2 separate regions of the Homo sapiens genome follow, and region 1 is linked to region 2. A link is a contact called in ENCODE Hi-C or POLR2A ChIA-PET data. All regions are on one chromosome and are shown on one strand. Each heading gives the region's core, a stretch centred on a gene start or an enhancer-like site at or near the end of the contact. The rest is flanking DNA. Distances are from core to core; before and after follow the strand shown.

Evidence for each region. A loop is a pair of places that touch in the nucleus more often than their neighbours do. ChIA-PET counts read pairs that join two places held with the same protein, here RNA polymerase II (POLR2A). Pooled maps may share reads with other maps.
Region 1: a loop to region 2 is called in a pooled map, with 3 times the contacts of the local background. The contact joins the enhancer-like site here to the promoter of SH2B1 in region 2. A Hi-C loop is called at or near these places in 4 of 50 pooled maps. POLR2A ChIA-PET finds 5 or more read pairs at or near these places in 2 of 52 experiments (H1 and naive thymus-derived CD8-positive, alpha-beta T cell).

The regions. Positions count from the first base shown.
Region 1 is chr16:29,006,070-29,010,814 of GRCh38, forward strand. No RefSeq gene overlaps it. Among named protein-coding and RNA genes, the nearest start is that of LAT, 23 kb to the left of the region's middle. Within about 2 kb of position 2,127, at least 3 of the 41 ENCODE cell types and tissues checked have a DNase peak (open chromatin) inside an H3K27ac peak, as active enhancers do.
Region 2 is chr16:28,862,284-28,867,374 of GRCh38, forward strand. SH2B1 (SH2B adaptor protein 1) reads left to right here and starts at 1,560. Exons shown (of 8, transcript NM_001387430.1): 1 at 1,560-4,750; 2 at 5,048-5,091. The coding sequence starts at 3,812. RefSeq lists enhancers at 635-704, 985-1,279, 997-1,502, 1,145-1,504 and a silencer at 1,615-1,774.

The DNA.
Region 1 (4,745 bases), core at 877-3,376, 140 kb after region 2:
CCTAGTGATCCACGAGCAACATTTTTGCTTCCTGTTCCCACGACATTATGTTCTGCTGGCCTAGAGGTCTTAGTTCCAGAGGGAGGAACACTGCCACCAGGAGACACAACGATTCCATTAAACTGAAAGTTAAGATTGCCACCCGGACACTTCAGGCTTCTCCTACCTTTGAGTTAACATGCTAAGAAGAAGGGAGTTACAATGTTGGCTGGGGTGATTGACTGGACTATCAAGATGAAATCAGTCTACTACTCCACAATAGAGGTAAGGAAGAGTATGCATGGAATACAGGAGATCCCGTAGGGCGTCTCTTAATAGTACCATGATCTGTGATTAAATTCAGTGGGAAACTACAATAGCCCAATTCAGGCAGGACTACAAATAGTCCAGACCCTTCAGGAATGAAGGTTTGGGTCACTCCACCAGGTAAAAAAAACCGCAACCTGCTGAGGTACTTGTGAAAGACAAAGGGAATACAGAATGGGTAGTAGAAGAAGGTAGTCATCAATACCAGCTATGACCACATGACCAGTTGCAGAAACGAGGACTGTAACTGTCATGAGTATTTCCTCGTTATTTTGTTGAGAATATGTTTGTGCATGTACACACTAAGAAAATATCTTCATTTTATTTCCTTTATCATGTGACATAAGATTTATTGACCTCATATCAGCATTTATGTGCTGTTAACTTTACGTAATAGCATTTAGGTTAAGGATTGGTGTGCTTCCGGTTGTATGAAGGATAGCTGTATTATGTTAGGTGTAATTATAAACTTTGTTTTTTTGGAGACAGAGCCTCGTTCTATCCCCCAGGCTGGAGTGCAGTGGTGTGATCTCGGCTCACTGCAACCTCTGCCTTCTGGGTTCAAGCCATTCTCCTGCCTCAGCCTCCCGAGTGGCTGGGATTACAGGCACACACCACCATGCCCAGGAAATTTTTGTATTTTTAGTAGAGACGGGATTTTGCCATGTTGGCCAGGCTGGTCTAGAACTCCTGACCTCAGGTGATCTGCCCGCCTCAACCTCCCAAAGTGCTGGGATTACAGGCCTGAGCCACTGCGCCCAGCCTATTATTGTCTTTATTTGAAAATTATGTATGATTTCAGGAGATGTATATGGGTTCAAATTGACAAGGGGTGGACTTGTGATAGTTAATATTGAGTGTCACCTTGATTGGATCGAAGGATGCAAAGTATTGATCCTGGGTGTGTCTGTGAAGGTGTTGCCAAAGGAGATTAATATTTGAGTCAGTGGACTGAGAGAGACAGACCCACCCTCAATCTGGGTAGGCACCATCTAATTAGCTGCCAGTGTGGCTAGGATAAAGTAGGCAGGGCTGGGTGCATGCCTGCAATCCCAGCACTTTGGGAGGCCGAGGCGGGTGGGATCACCTGAGGTCAGGAGTTCGAGACCAGTCTGGCCAACATGGTGAAACCTGGTCTCTACTAAAAATACAAAAATCAGCCAGGTGTGGTGGTGGGTGCCTGCAATCCCAGCTACTCGGGAGGCTGAGGCAGGATAATCGCTTGAACCTGGGAGGCGGAGCCTAGATGGCATCATTGCACTCCAGCCTGGGTGACAGAGCGAGACTCTGTCTCAAAATAAATAAATAAATAAAAGCAGGCAGAAGAAGTTGGAAAGAGCAGACTTGCTGAGTCTTTTGGCCTTCATCTTTCCCCTGTGCTTCCTGCCCCCAAATATTGAACTCCAAGTTCTTCAGCTTTTGGACTCTTGGACTTACACCAGTAGTTTGCCAGGGGTTCTTGGGCCTTCAGCCACAGACTGAAGGCTGCACTGTCAGCTTCCCTAATTTTGAGGTTTTGGGGCTTGGACTGGCTTCCCAGCTCCTCAGCTTGCAGATGGCCTATTGTGGGACTTCACTTGTTATCGTGTGAGTCAATTCTCCTAATAAATTCCCCTTCAAATATTTATCTATCCTATTAGTCCTGTCTCACTAGTGAACGCTAATACAGAGGTCCTGGATCCACTTGTTCCTGAAGCTGGATCCACCCATGAACTGTTCAGCTGCAGGAGTTAATAAGCACGCCTCTTTGGCTTGGCTCAGCTTCATCTGGGTTTCTGTCATTTGCAGATGAAAGCATCCTGACTCATCTAGACAGGATGCTGTGGGAGCACCAGCCTTCATCAACAAGGCCCCATCTCCAGGCACCTACCATCTGCTGGGCAAGGTGCCATTGCTGTAGAGACACTCGGTTCTTACTGTGACCCTTGTGGGAGTTCTTCTCCTTATCACCCTTTCATAAACAAGGAGCGTGGTGGGCAGTGGCAGCCCTTCTGAGCACACCTCACTGCTGGGATTCTCCCTGGGGCTGCTGGCTCTGGGGCTGTGGGGGTGCTCCAGGGCTGGGCTTAAGCCAAGGGTTATATAAGCCTGATGGGTGGACGCTTGGAGTATCTGTGGCCCTGAGCGGGCTGGGAAGGTCCTTGGATCCCTGAGAAAGACAGGGAGGGAGGCCGGGCGTGGGTGGCTCACGCCTGTAATCTCAGCACTTTGAGAGGCTGAGGTGGGCAGAACACTTGAGGTCAAGAGTTTGAAACCAGCCTGGCCAACATGGTGAAACCCTGTCTCTACTAAGAATACAAAAATTAGCCGGGTGTGGTGGCCGGCACCAGTAATCCCAGCTACTCGGGAGGCTGAGGCAGGAGAATCACTTGAACCTGGGAGGCGGAGGTTGCAGTGAGCGCAGATCGCGCCATTGCACTCCAGCCTGGGTGACAGAGCGAGACTCCATCTCAAAAAAAAAAAAAAAAGAAAGAAAGAAAAAGACAGGGATGGGGTCTCTGGCCTGCTACCTACACACTGGGGGTCTCTGTCCCTGCCTCCCTCCCCCTCGCCCCCTCGTGTACCTGGGAGGCCCCTGTGCATGTTTCCCCATCACCCGTCTGGCTCTCAAGCTCACCAACCTACTTTCTGTTTCCGGGTACCCCCAACATCTCTCACCCCAAGCCTCCCCTCTCCCTATTCCATCTCCGCTTTTGTGTCTGCCTGGCCCTCAGTCTCTCCACTTCTGCCCCTGTCTCCCTGTGTCTTTGTCACTGTGTGTCTTGGGGTCACCGCGCCCCTTTGGCTCTGACTCTGTCTCTAGTCTGTTTATGTCTCTCCAGCGCTCTTCCTCTGTCTGTCTGTCTGTCTCTCTCTTTCTCGCTCTTTGGGAACTGCTCTGTCTCTCTCATCTGTCTCTGCGTCTCTGCCCTAGTTTTGGTCTCTGTCTTGGAGATTCTCCTTCTGGTCTCTGTGTGGCTCACTGTCTCTTGCTGCGATCTCTCTCTTCTCTGTCTCCCTCCTCCTCTCCCTGCCCCTCCCTCCCCACATCCTGAGTTGTCTTTGGGGAACCGGAAATTTGGGGGATCAGAGAGATATTGGGAGGCTCAGTGGCTGCTGCTGAGAGATAACGCGGGTGTGCGGGGGCTGGGGCTGGGGGTGGGAGCCCAGAATCCACTGCGCCCTCCTCCTGGCCCTGGGACATACAAAGGCAGTGGCATGGGGGAGGTTCTGTACCCTCTGTGGGCCTCAGATGTGAACCCACCTCCCTCACGGGCTTGGGGTGAGGGGCAAATCCAGCAGCCAGGGCAGAGGTGGGGCTTGGGCTAACAAGGGGCGGAGGGAGAGTGCCCTCCAGCAGATGTCTGAAGGTGAGGCCAGTGGGGGCTGGCAAGGGGCTGAGAGGAGGGGAGGCTCTGGCCTGGCATCAGGGGTCCTCCAAGGACTCTTGAGCCCATCCCTTCCCTTCCCAGCACCTCAGTGGTTCTAGCTGTACTGTGGTGGGCTTATTTATTTAACAGACACTTGCTCTGAGACAGTCTTTAATCTTCACAACAACCCTATGAGTTCGTACTAACTCAATTTTACAGATAGGGAGACTGAGGCACAGAAAGGTTGAGTGACCTGCCCAAGGTCACACAGCTAGGAACCCTCAAAATGACAGAACTCTGATCAAATTAGGTTGGTCATTGTCAAAGTCTGAGCTGGCTGTATGCATGCCCATTTTAAACAGAAGCAGAGGTAATTCACCTTAAATCCTGGAGAGATGCCGGGATTACAGGCAGTGGCTCAGTCCTATAGTCCCAGCACTCTCAGAGGCTGAGGAAGGAAGATTGCTTGAGGCTTGGAGTTCTAGACCATCCTGGGCAATATAGTGAGACTCTGTCTCTACAAAAAAAAAAAAAAAAGAAAAAAAATTAAGATGAAAATAACAATAGGCCGGATGTGGTAGCTCATGCCTATAATTCCAGCACTTTGGGAGGCTGAGGCAGGCGGATCTCTTGAGACCAGGAGTTTGAGACCAGCCTGGCCAACATGGTGAAACCTCATCTCTACTAAAAAATATAAAAATTAGCCATGTGTGATGGCACATACTTGTAATCCCAGCTACTGGGGAGGCTGAGGCAGGAGAATTGCTTGAACCTGGGAGGTGGAAGTTTCAGTGAGCTGAAGTCACGCCGCTGTACTCCAGCCTGGGCAACAGAGAAAGACTCCTCTCAAAAAAAAAAAAATCTTAATAAAATAAAAGTTTTAAAAATTAGCTGGGTGTAGTGACTCCAGCCTGTAGTCCCAGCTACTTGGAAAGCTGAGGCAGGAGGGTTTCTTGAGACCAGGAGTTCGAGGCTGCAGTGAGCTATGTTTACTCCACTGCACTCCAGCCTGGGCAACAGACAGAGATGCTGACTCTAAAAAATTAAATATAAAAAAATCCTGGGGGCCAGGCGCGGTGGCTCGCACCT
Region 2 (5,091 bases), core at 310-2,809:
ACCTCATTATTATTATTGTTATTATTTTTGAGATGGAGTCTCGCTCTTTTGCCCAGGCTGGATTGCAGTGGCGCAGTCTTGGCTCACTGCAACTTCCGACTCTGGGGTTCAAGTGATTCTTCTGCCTCAGCCTCCTCTCAAGTAGCTGGGAGTACAGGCGCCTGCCACCAAGCCCGGCTAAAATTTTTGTATTTTTATTGCAGATGGGGTTTCACCATGTTGGTCAGGCTGGTCTCAAACTCCTGACCTCAAGTGATCCGCCCGCCTCGGCCTCCCAAAGTGCTGGGATTACAGGCGTGAGCCACTGCGTCCGGCCTTGACCTCAATTCTTTTTTTTTTTTTTTTTTTTTGATAGGGAGTCTAGCTCTGTTGCCCGCGCTGGAGTGCCGTGGCGCCATCTCGGCTCACCGCAACCTCTGCCTCCCGGGTTCAAGCTGTTCTCCTGCCTCGGTCTCCCAAGGGGCTGGGATTACAGGCGCCTGCCACCACGCCCGGCTAAATTTTTTGTATTTTTAGTACAGACGGGGTTTCACCATGTTGGTCAGGCTGGTCTCAAACTCCTGACCTCAAGCCATCCGCCCGCCTCGGCCTCCCAAAGGGCTGGGATTACAGGCGTGAGCCAGCGCTCCCGGCCCTGACCTCATTTTTTTTTTTTCTATTTTTAAAATAGGGATTCTAGTTCTGTTGCCTGGGCTGGAGTGCCGTGGCGCCATCTCGGCTCACCGCAATCTCTGCCTTCCGGATTCAAGCTATTCTCTTGCCTCTGCCTCCGGAGGGACTGGGACTACAGGCGCGCGCCACCATGCCCGGCTAATTTTTGTATTTTTAGTAGAGACGGGGTTTCACCATGTTGGCCAGGCTGGTCTCGAACTCCTGACCTCAGGTGATCCACCTGCCTCGGCCTTCCGAAGTGCTGGGATTACAGGCATGAGCCACTGCGCCCGGCCCTGACCTCATTATTTCTACCCACCCCCTCCCCCACCACTACCACCATCTTCATCTCCAGCCTCAGAGATGCAAACTCCTGGACCGCCTGCCCCTTTCCTCAGATAAACCAAGGTCGTAAGTTCAGGCTCCGCCTCCCCGCAGGGCCTCCCCAAGGTCACCCGCTTCTTTCCTCGCTCAGCTCCTTGGTGGCGTTGTCCGCGTGCCCCTCCACAGCGGGGCCGGCGCTCTAGGCTGCAGCGGGCCGTTCACACAGCCTCATCATCTCGCTGGTTTCCGGTGCTCGGCGGCTACTCTAGCCCTCAGCCGGGCCCTGGGACTCTATCCCCTAAGGCCGGTTCTCTATGGTCGACATCGCCCCTTTGTCCCGAATTTCCTCCGGGAGGACGCTCTGGTGGGATCCAAGCACTTCCCCCGCTGCGTCTGTGGTCGCTTTTAGGTGCAACTGGAGAAGGCACTGAAGCCCTACGAGATTCACACCGTCTTCGGTCTCCTGGGGTCGGCGCCGAGTGGGAGGATGGCGGAAGTAAGTATGAAGGTGCCCTTCCCTCCCGCCGCTGTTCTCTATGGTCTCTTCCTTCAGCGACGGGAAAGGGGGTCCTGACGCCTGCGCGGAACCGGGCTGGGCGCTCGTCGCGTAGTGGGTGGGGGCGCAGGGAGCGGGAGCCGCCGCCGCCGCCGCCGCCGCCGGAGCTAACCTCGGGGACCGAGATGCAGGTGGGACCGGAACCGGAACCCCCCTCTTCAAGTACCTTTTCCCTCTCCGCGACCCGGCCCTGGCGCCCGAGAGGATTCCTGGGTGGGGGTGGGCGTGGAGGGCCGGGGGCTGGAGAGGCACTCGGCCCCGGAGAGTGCAGCAGACAGGGCTGGTCCCGAGGTGGATGCGGCCCCGGAAAATGGGCGGCTGGGGGGTGTCCAGGGAGTAGGGTCGGATCGGAGTATATGGACCACCGGGCCCGGAGGGTCCGAGCCGAGAGCGGAGCCTGCACCCTCCACCTCCCGCCCTTCGGGAAATATCAGAACTGAGCCAGGAGGCAGGTGCACCGGGAAAATGTGTCTGAGTCCTGCTTGGCAGAAGAGAAACTGAGTCACCAGCTTAGGAGTCGCAGGGTCAGCGGGCCTGAAGGGGGCTGGGTCTGTCTGCGGTGCGGAGGATTGGGTGGGCCTGTGTGAGCCGAGGTGGCCGCTGGCTGGAGATTGGTTTGCACTTCTTGGCTGGGTTCCCCCGTGCTCCATGACTCCTGCATCTCCTGATTGTTTCTCGTTGGTTTGGAGTTGTCCCTGCGGTTGGAGCCATCTGAGCTTGTAGGGTCGAGGCCCAGGAGGAAGGGGAGGGTTCACCGACTTACAGCCTGGCTGTAGGTTTGAACAGGAGTCTGAGGTCGCTGAGGGTTTGGGGAGGCTTTCCTGAGCTGCTCTGGCCCCAGTCCTGGGGCTGTCACCTTCCAGTATTGCGTGGCGGGAGGAGCGCTAACAAGAGCCAAGGGTTGTAAATTCCACACCCAGCTCTGCCACTTTCTAGTTGTAAGACCTTGAGAGGGCTCCTCCTTTCTCTAATTTCTATTTTAGAAAATTGGAACAATAATATTCTTCTCCCACATGAAGATAGTAACAATGGCAGTCGTTCAGCGGATGCTTACTTTGCGTTCAGCGCTGACATACCCCATTCCATGTAATTCTCTCAACATTTCGAGGGGAGGGATCATTAGCTTTGTTTAACAGATAGAAAAACGGAGGCTCAGAGAGGACGTGGAATTTGTTCAAGATAACATCGCTCATAAGGTGGCTGGACTGGGTGCTCATAAGGTGGTTTGAGCCCTGGTCTGACTCAAGTCCATGGCCTTAACCAGAAGGCTAACCTGCCTTTAGGGCATACTCCCCAGTGGGAGAAGAGGAAGGTGAAAAATCCTAGGGCCCCAGCTCTCCCTGTGATGTTTTGTTTACGTGAGGCCAGCAAAGACTTGACCTGAGCCAACCCAGTTTCTCCTCTGGGGCCCCTGCGGCCTCTGGCCCCAGACTGAAGGGATACCAAAGAAGTGGGCTGTAGCTATTTCACATCTCCTTCACGCAGTGCGTGGGTGCTGGACTCTGGGGTCAGCTTTCAAGACAATTACTGTTTTGGTCCATCATGCATCCATCCTCATTAATGAATCGGCCCCCTCCAAAGAGTTGGACCCTAAGATGCGTGAGGCAGGCTCTCTAAGGTCTAGAATCCCAGCTCCTCTCTAGCCCCCTGCGAGCTGGGGCGGTGAGGTGCTATGGCTGAGGCTGGCCCAGCCGGGCCCTGGGGACAGGGACTATGAAGTGGGGAAAACAGTAGACTTGGAGTTCTGAAACTTTTCTGAGCTTCGGTTTCCTCATCTGTTCGAGAGGTCTTTGAAACCTCTCAGGGAAAGGTAAGATAACCAAGTGGGAGCCTCTAGAATGGCTCATGGGAAGTGTGACATGAATATTGGAGGATCCGATGTAGAGGGGGGGTGATCTGGAAAAGTTCCCTTTTTTAGGGGGAAGGTGCTCCAAAGCCCTCTACTGCTGGATCCAAAGCTAAGGAAAGTGGGGGCAAATGTGGCAGGCTCGGGGCAGGTTAGACGCTGGGGAGCCAGTTGGCTGGGGCCTGCAGGGTGCCAGGATCTGGGAGAGGGAAGGGAGGTGTTGGGCTCCCTTCCCCATTGCTCTCTGCGGAGTCTGAAGTAGGGTCGGACGTCTCTGGCTGGGGGTGGGATGCAGCCTCCGGTGCGCCCTCAGCAGTGACCCTCGTGTGTGCCTCTCTCTTCCTTTCGCAGCTGCTGCCGCCCACCCCTCGTCTTCTGGCTGCCTCCCTCTTTGTGCCCCACAGGCTCCCCCTCTCCACCTCCTGGGGCCCATCATGAATGGTGCCCCTTCCCCAGAGGACGGGGCCTCCCCCTCGTCTCCCCCGCTGCCCCCACCCCCGCCCCCTAGTTGGCGGGAGTTCTGTGAGTCCCACGCCCGGGCTGCGGCTCTGGACTTTGCCCGCCGTTTTCGCCTCTACCTGGCCTCCCACCCCCAATATGCGGGGCCCGGGGCCGAGGCTGCCTTCTCCCGCCGTTTTGCTGAGCTCTTCCTGCAGCACTTTGAAGCCGAGGTGGCCCGGGCCTCTGGCTCCCTGTCGCCACCCATCCTGGCTCCCCTGAGCCCTGGTGCGGAGATTTCGCCACATGACCTGTCCCTTGAGAGCTGCAGGGTGGGTGGGCCCCTGGCTGTGCTGGGCCCTTCTCGATCATCTGAGGACCTGGCCGGCCCCCTCCCTTCCTCAGTCTCTTCCTCCTCTACAACCTCCTCCAAGCCGAAGCTCAAGAAGCGCTTTTCCCTGCGTTCAGTGGGTCGCTCTGTCCGAGGCTCAGTCCGTGGCATCCTGCAGTGGCGGGGGACCGTTGACCCTCCCTCCTCCGCTGGGCCCCTGGAGACCTCGTCAGGCCCCCCAGTCTTAGGTGGAAACAGCAACTCCAACTCCTCTGGCGGGGCTGGGACCGTTGGTAGGGGACTGGTCAGTGATGGAACGTCCCCTGGGGAAAGATGGACTCACCGTTTTGAGAGGCTGAGACTCAGTCGGGGAGGGGGCGCCTTGAAGGATGGAGCAGGGATGGTGCAGAGGGAAGAGCTGCTGAGTTTCATGGGGGCTGAGGAGGCAGCCCCTGACCCAGCCGGAGTGGGCCGGGGAGGAGGGGTGGCTGGGCCTCCTTCAGGGGGAGGAGGGCAGCCTCAGTGGCAGAAGTGTCGCCTGCTGCTTCGAAGTGAAGGAGAAGGAGGAGGAGGAAGTCGCCTGGAGTTCTTTGTACCACCCAAGGTGAGGCCCCTTGGAGGGTGGGTGACTGAGAGCAAGTGAGAGAGTGCTCAGAGTGGTCACAGCCCTGCAGATAAGCTCTGGGGTTTACCAGCCCATGGCCCTGGTGTCGCTCACTTTTTGTTGGTAAAGCTGGCTCTTGGCTCTGTGTTAGCAGCTGCGGGCAGGACTGAGAAAGCAGTGTGACTGCCTTTTGTCTAACTTCCCGAGGATGTAGAAGGAAAGATGAATGTCTGGAGGGAGGGGAAGAGTGGTCTTTGGAAACCAAACACCCAGATCTGTTTCTTTCTCCTGACTTAGGCCTCTCGGCCCCGACTCAGCATCCCCTGCTCTTCTATCACAGA